Linked DNA regions of Homo sapiens: all the other regions are linked to region 1. A link is an interaction called in ENCODE POLR2A ChIA-PET data of the cell type or tissue named here. Cell type or tissue: OCI-LY7. All regions are shown on one strand. Region 1 has its middle 13 kb from the start of CLLU1. Region 2 overlaps LINC02397 (long intergenic non-protein coding RNA 2397). Region 3 overlaps UBE2N (ubiquitin conjugating enzyme E2 N).

Region 1 (2,500 bases):
CTGGCTAATGTGGTGAAACCCCATCTCTACTAAAAATACAAAAAATTAGCCAGGTGTGGTGGCAGGCACCTGTAGTCCCAGCTACTTGGGAGACAGGCAGGAGAATGGTGTGAACCCGGAAGGTGGAGCTTGCAGTGAGCCGAGAATGTGCCACTGCACTCCAGCCTGGGCGACAGGGCGAGACTCTGTCTCAAAAAAAAAAAAAAAAAAAAAAAAAAAAGAATCTTGTAATCTGATAAGAACACCATATTCTTCAAAGGGCTATAGACACACTGAACCCCAGTCTGAGAATAGTGACCAGAATTGGAAAGGGACGCTAAATGAGTTCACTTGAGTAACAGCTGAAGATTCTGGAAGATACTTAGAATAGGGTCAGAGATACCTTTAAATATCCAAGGACAAGGACAAGGATGTACCTGTATGAATACAAAGGTTAAAACAAGCACCAATATATGGTACATTAAGCACTAATGTTTATTGAGAATGTATTACATGTCAGGCACAAGCCATGCAATACATGCATTAATTTATGAGGAAACAGACTCTGAGAAATAATTGTCCCAAGTTGATGGAGTTTGGATACAAACTCAAGCAGTCTGGCTCTAGAGCCTATGTCTTAAGTATTAGCTTATCTTGACAATGCAGCAAAATATAGTTCAACTCAACAAAAGAAAAACTCCCTAACTGCCCAGGATGTTTAAAGGTGAAATACATTATCTTACTCAAAAAAAGTAATGAGTTCCCTGTCACTAGAAGAATGTTAGGGGAGGTCATATAACCACTTGGAAGGCTAAAGCAGAGATAGCTAGTTTTCTCCACTATCTATGTTCTCCTCTTTTTCCTGGTTGTACACTTGGACTGCATGTGCCAGTCTCCTTGCTGTTAGGTGTGGGCTGGTGGCTGAGTTCTGGCTGATGAAATGTAAGTGACAGTGGTACCTGCCAAATCCAGGCTGCCCTTTAACTGCCCCTTCCACCCTACCAACCCTTTGTGTGAGCCTCACCCCCTTGCCCCATCTGCTGGCTGAAAGGGGAATACTTTGGTTATCTAGAAGAAGGAAGAGCCACAAGATGGAAGGAACTTGTATCCCTGAATGGCATAGCCTCTTCCTGCTAATCTGCAATGAAATAAGACATAAGTGAAAAATAAGCTTCATTGAGGTGAAGCCAATAAAATTTTGAAGTTTTTGTTAAAGCAGTCACCCTGTTATGATGAATACAGAGGGCAGAATTTAAGTACTTGATGAGAGATTAAACTCATTATTGTTTAATGTCTACTCATCTTGACATTCTTTGACTTTTGGATCAAGAAGCAAAGCAGATTTTGAGAATATCCTAATTAAAAAAAAACCTTATAACCCCCAATATATTCCTGGACACACATAAAAACCTGTTTGCTTTCACACTATAAAAATCAATGCACTGAAGGAACAGTTCCTCTTTCTCCTTAGAGACTATTCTTCAATAAGTTCTCCTCTAATTGAATAGGAAACCCAGCTACAGTTAAATTAGGAGGAATGTGCATGGCTTACTCTGAGTCTGGCCCTAAAGACCTTTAGACAATGGCACTTGTCTAGTGAACTTACAACTGAGCTGGCAGGTCACAGCCTTGCTTAGCTGCTTGAGAAGTATTTGTAAACATGGGAGGTGTCAATGCACCCCATCTCCCAGAGCATCATGGCAGCTCTGAGCTCTGCTACTTATCTACCCTTGTACTAGGTAGGGTTATTTGTCATAGGGAAGAAAATCTGATTCTAGTGAGCTAACATAATAATAATAACAAAAAAGTTGAGAGGTAACTCAAAGAAAGGTGAATTACCAGGCTTTCGAAAGGACAGGGACCAGAGCATGTGGATGTGATGTCTCCAAGATGCTACTGTTGGAATGGACCATCTTCAAAATGTCTTGGTCCCTGTATCAGGTAGCTAAATATTCCAATTCCTGGAAAAGAACGTCTGACTGGCCAGCTCTTGACTGAATTAGTATTCTGTTGCTGCTGTGACAAACTGTGACTAACTTAATGGCATAAAACCACCCAAATTTACTACTTCAAAGCTTCTGTGGGTTAAAAGGCTGAATGAACTCAACTGGGTCCTCTGTTAGGGGCTCATATGGCCAAAATCAAGTTGCCAGTAGGGCTGAGCTCTGTACTGGAGTCTCTGGAGAAGAATGTTCTTCCAGCATCATTCAGGTTGTTGGCCAAATCCAGTTTCTTGTGATTCTAGGACTGAAGTTCCCATTGCCTTGCTGGATGTCAGCCAAGGACCAGGTTTTGCTCCTAGAGACTGCCTACATCCTTCCTCATGCTTTACCTGTAATCCTCCCCAGCATTGGTGAACGAATCCCTCTTATACATTGGGTCTCTCTGACTTTTCCTTCTGCTGCATCACTGATTCCAGCAAGACAGTGTTCTCTACTTTTAAGGGCTCAAATCATTATGTTGCACCCACCAGGTTATCCAGAATAATCTTCCTATCTTTGTTTTGTTTTTGTTTTTAAAC
Region 2 (2,500 bases), 63 kb after region 1:
CTGATCTGCAAGTCAAAGAAATGATCTATTATACATGTAGGGACCTCAAAATCTGTTTGACTCTGTGCAAATAAGGTACAGTCCCTGCCTTCTTCCTATAGTTTTCTTATCACTAGGGGACTTGAAAAGGATTTAGTTCAACAACTGAGTCAGCATGAGCTCACACAAAACAAATCGTTTCACACCAATGTCAATTTCTTTCTTTCTTCCCCCCCGCCCCCACTTTTTTATTTAAATAATTCGGTCAGGGAAATCCCACATGCTTAGTATCATTTTGTCAGCAAGGTACATGACAACTCTGGTCACAATAGAAAGTCGTTTAGTGAATTAATGTCAACTCTGGAAAAAGTGGCTAATGTGTCTTGGGGAGTTTGGTCCTTGCCTGTACACCTGCCTGAAGATCACAAGAGTAAGAAGGACAGGTAACACACACTGAATGACAGGATCAGAGGTTAGCAATATCTCAGAAGCCTGCCATATGAGCCAAACCCAATACAAAACAATTTAGCAATATTAAGTAATTATCACATTTTGTACTTCAATAAAAAATTTAATATCATGACTTTGCGGTAGGAAAGGCCAAGTTTAATGTTGGTTAAAAATAGTTTGGAGATTATATTTGTCTGTCTTCAATATGATGTTTCTTTCAAAATATCCCAAATAATCTGAATTAAGAGTAGAAATAATATCTACCATTTATTGAGTACCTACTATCTGCTAAAATAACAAATTTATAATGAAGGTGTAACTATTCCCATTTTACAGATGAAAAAAATGGAGGAGGTTAAGTAACCAGCACTAAGTCAAAATGGCTAGCAAAGATCAAAACCAACATGTTAGCCAATGTTAGGCAGTTCAAGTCCTTTCCTCTGTGCCTGAAATGAAAGAAATTTTCCAGGAATTTTGCATTGGTTATTCATATCAAGTATAAAAAATGTTATTCATTTCAATGAACCAAAATTAAGTCAAGACACTTAAGGACTGTCTAGAGGAAAATGACCAGGATAGGAAAGAGTCTGGAAGCCATGCAAGAAAAGACACAGATGGTAAATATTTAACATGAAAAATAGAAGATTTGTGTGGGATATAGGAGATACCTTCAAATAATGAAGACCTGTGGTCAACTGGGGCAAATATTTTAACCCCAAATAAGTTCTTCAACAATAACAGTTTCATTACAAATAAGGGAAGAGAAAGTGCCCAAAATGAGCATTCTCAGTCACTAGATGCAGAATCAGAAAGCCACCTGCCAGGGCTGTTATTGAGTGAAATTCTGACTTTGAAAACATTTGGCCTATACGAGGGATTCTTAATCTGATATCCATGGAAGAACTTTAGGTAAAGTCTTTGAATCCCTGGAAATTATATGAAAAATTGTATATGTGTTTTTTTTTCTTGGGAAATGGTGGATATATTTCTTCAAATCCTCAAAGCAATTCTACAATATTGGTGGGGCAGTGAAAGGAAATCACTTCCAATTCTACAATTCTGTTTTGTAAAAGTAGTCTTACCCTTCACAGAGGTGCACCCAAGAGAACTGTGTGATTGATTTAATATTAGGGGTGAATGAACATAAACAATTGAAGAAAACTTCAAGGTTTTTAGCCTTGTAACTAAGATGTTCATACAATTTTTAAAAATCTTTAATAAAAGAGAAGCAAATTTAGTGGAAGATAATTAAGTAGAAATAAATAGGCAAACTGAAGCCTGTCTAAGATTCCAGTACTGAGAGTACTGAGTACGTAATTCAAATATTCTTTTACATCATGGCAGAAAAATGCTGAAATCTAGGGATATATGCTGACTAGTAACTGAGTCTTATATAAATAATTTTTTTAAAGCCACTTGAACTTTAGAACCATAAAATGTTATAACACTAACTGTTCTAGAGACTACTTACTTCAGTCTCCTAATGTTACAACTGAAGAAATCATGTCTCAGAAAAACTAAGAGACATATTCTGGATTCTGGGGCCTGGTTCCTGATTCACGTCTCTGTCTGCAAATTTAAGGAAAAAAAATTCTAAAACATTCAAATCTGGAATAAACCTATGCATTTTTCAAGAAGAAAATATATATATAAAAACTAGTCTTAACTACATATAATACACAAAGGTCCACTTTGTTATGGTATAAGGCAAGACCGTAAGGAGGTCTTATGCCTCCTTATGAGGCATAAGATTGCCCCTTACGAGTTTTAAAGTATGAATTCCACACGTCAGCATGCTCTGGGATGTTTTCACAGTATTTTTAACATTGGTCCTCATAGTCTTAATTTACCTCTGGAAATTTCCATGGATGATTAAACTATGAAGAACAAAGAAGCACATGGCTGTGTTATTTAGAGTTTAGTGAATTAGGTCTGCAAGTCTGTTGGTTTCCTTTTAGATGTTGTCTTGTCCGTTTCTAAGATCAGAGGGAGACCAGCTCCAGGAGTGCTCATGAATGCATCAGTGGTCTTCCATACCATCTGATGAAAAGATTCATTCTGTGTCTCAAAA
Region 3 (2,500 bases), 1.0 Mb after region 1:
GTTAATAAAATTAGCTTAATAAAACTGATTTTTTACTCAAGTAAAATAAAGTAACATTAGGATTACATAAGTAAGGCAACTTGCTCTAAACTCAACCAAAACCAAGCTATTTAAAAAGTAAAATTAGCTTTTTTGGTGGTTTTTTTTGGCTTGTTTGTTTGTTTTTGAGACAAGATCTCACTTTGTCACTCACGCTGGAGTGCAGTGGCAAGATCTTGGCTCACTGCAGCCTCGACCTCCCTGGGCCCAGGTGATCCTCCCAACTCGGCCTCCTGAGTAGCTGGGATTACAGGTGTGCGCCACCACACCTAGCTAATTTTTGTATTTTTAGTAGAGACGGTATCACCCTGTTGGCCAGGCTGGTCTTGAACTCCTGGCCTCAAGTGATTTGCTCGCCTTGGCTTCCCAAAGTGCTGAGATTACAGGTATGGGCCAACACACTCGGCCAAAAATTAGTTTTTAAACCCACTGAAAACCTCCCCTCTGAAAAATGTAACGGACTAAAGAAAGGAGATAAGAAGAGGCCCAGGTACCTGAACAGGACTAAAGAAATATATTTAACAATGCTGATTACTCTAAAATTGACAATTAACTTCAGAGGAACCCTTAATACTCCCAACAATCATACCATTAGTTCTCTTTTTCATCATTCTCCCTCTCCCCTAAATAATTGTATTATTATTATTTCTCTTCTCTCTTCAAACCTCCAGCATCTCCATCCCCATCCTCACTTGTGGCTGATGTCCTGCTTCCTATTTCATGACAAGTTAGATACTTCCATCAGTTCCCACTGTAGCATTTGGACATTTCCCTGCATCTGCACCCATACACTCTGGTTTTTCTCCTGTATAGATGAAATGTCACGTACTCTTGGCTAGGGCCAATCGGTCTTGAGCACTAGATCTTACTGATCTCTGAAATGTTTGTTCTTCGGTACCATAAAGAAATAGCACTTGAACATAAATTTAATTTATTTAGTAAAGCCATTTTTACTTCCTGCAGAAAGGGTACACTCGCCAGGAGTTTTGCCACAAGAGTATACTGAACAAAGGAGACAGGGTCATTTATAACCTGACGCGTCCACCCTACTGCTGTGTCCGGTTTCCACTGGCTGGAACGGGATCTCACATTCTGTATTTGTCCTGACTGGCTAGCAACTTAGAACTTTTTAAAAGAGGTAAAGGTAGAGGGGAACAAAGGAAGGAGGAAGTAACTTGTGGAATGCTGAGAAAGGTAAAAACACTTTTAAATAAGGAAGAGGAACAGGCTATGACCTAATGCTTGCTTGGACCAGTATAAGCATGCCAGGGCAAATATTTAGGCTAAATTGTGGGAGCTAAGAACATAAAGTATATTGATTTCTTTATTATGGCTAGCAAATATTTAAGAATGTTTGCACAGGTCTTCGAATAAATTTTGCTTCTAAGAGAAGTTACTATTTATTCCTAATTAGATGGGGAGGAAAGTCTTTGAAGAGGAACCTCTACTTTGCTTGTCTCCAATTTCTCTCCTCCTCTTCTGTCTTGAACATACCCTCCAATCAAGCTGTAGTTATCGCTAACTTGTTTGTTAAGGTCACCAATGATTTCCACAAGGTTAAATCAAATGTCCAGTGCTTAATCTTTATCTTACCTAAATGCGACATCTTATCCAGCTGGTCTCCTTCCTCTTTGCAAAGCTTTATCTAACTTCCTATAAACATTCTCATGGCTCTCTTCCTCCTTGTCTGGCAGCAGCTTCCTTTAGTTTCCTTGTTGGTTTCTTCTATCTCCCAACATCGCAACACTGAAATGCACTGGGGCTCTATTCTAGGGCTTCCTCTCTGTTTATACATTTCCACAGTGATCTCATGTAATGCAATGAATTTAAATACTAAACACACTCTATAAGCTGAAGCCTCCCCTAATTCATATCTAGCCCAGACCTCTCCCCTCATCGTGCCTCTTGCCTCTATAACTACCTGCTTGATATACACTCTTGAATGTCTAATAAGCATCCCAAACTTAACATGACCTCCCTATCCCCAACCTTTGCTCCTCCCATAAAGTCTTCCCCACATCAGTTACTGGCAAACCCATCTTTCCAAATGATCCACCTTTTCCTTCATATGCCACACACATCTAGCCTGATTGGCAAATTGGTTTTTTTTATACTTCAAATTCTACTCATGATTGGACTGTTTCTCACCATTCCACTGCTACACCTCTGATCCAAGCAACCATCAGCTCTGACCTGGCATACTACAACAGCCTCCTAACCTGTTCTTCCTGCTTCTGACCTCACTACCTCCCTCGCAGGTCTATTATCCACAGACCCTTTAAAAGTCATAGTCCTGAGCCGGGTGCGGTGGCTCACGCCTGTAATCCCAGCACTTTGGGAGGCCGAGGCGGGTGGATCACCTCAGGTCAGGAGTTCGAGACCAGCCTGATCAACATGGAGAAATCCCATCTCTACTAAAAATACAAAATCAGCCGGGCATGGTGGCACGTGCCTGTAATCC

Evidence for each region. ChIA-PET counts read pairs that join two places held together with the same protein. Peaks named below come from ENCODE experiments on the same cell type or tissue, not always from the same donor. Only the 100,000 strongest peaks of a DNase experiment are listed, where the experiment ranks them.
Region 2: POLR2A ChIA-PET joins it to region 1 with 5 read pairs; 4 of 35 experiments call an interaction of 5 or more read pairs at or near these places.
Region 3: POLR2A ChIA-PET joins it to region 1 with 6 read pairs; 2 of 35 experiments call an interaction of 5 or more read pairs at or near these places.

The regions. Positions count from the first base shown.
Region 1 is chr12:92,407,264-92,409,763 of GRCh38, forward strand. No RefSeq gene overlaps it. Among named protein-coding and RNA genes, the nearest start is that of CLLU1, 13 kb to the right of the region's middle. In OCI-LY7, CTCF peaks have their summits at 1,035 and 1,234; a DNase peak (open chromatin) is centred at 1,008; H3K27ac peaks cover 1,132 bases.
Region 2 is chr12:92,470,574-92,473,073 of GRCh38, forward strand. All of the region lies in intron 1 of LINC02397 (long intergenic non-protein coding RNA 2397), which reads left to right. Among named protein-coding and RNA genes, the nearest start is that of LINC02397, 5.1 kb to the left of the region's middle. In OCI-LY7, no CTCF peak of the experiment used is centred here; DNase peaks (open chromatin) are centred at 178, 1,218 and 2,416; H3K4me3 peaks cover 2,500 bases; H3K27ac peaks cover 2,500 bases.
Region 3 is chr12:93,411,545-93,414,044 of GRCh38, forward strand. All of the region lies in intron 1 of UBE2N (ubiquitin conjugating enzyme E2 N), which reads right to left. Among named protein-coding and RNA genes, the nearest start is that of UBE2N, 29 kb to the right of the region's middle. In OCI-LY7, no CTCF peak of the experiment used is centred here; no DNase peak of the experiment used is centred here.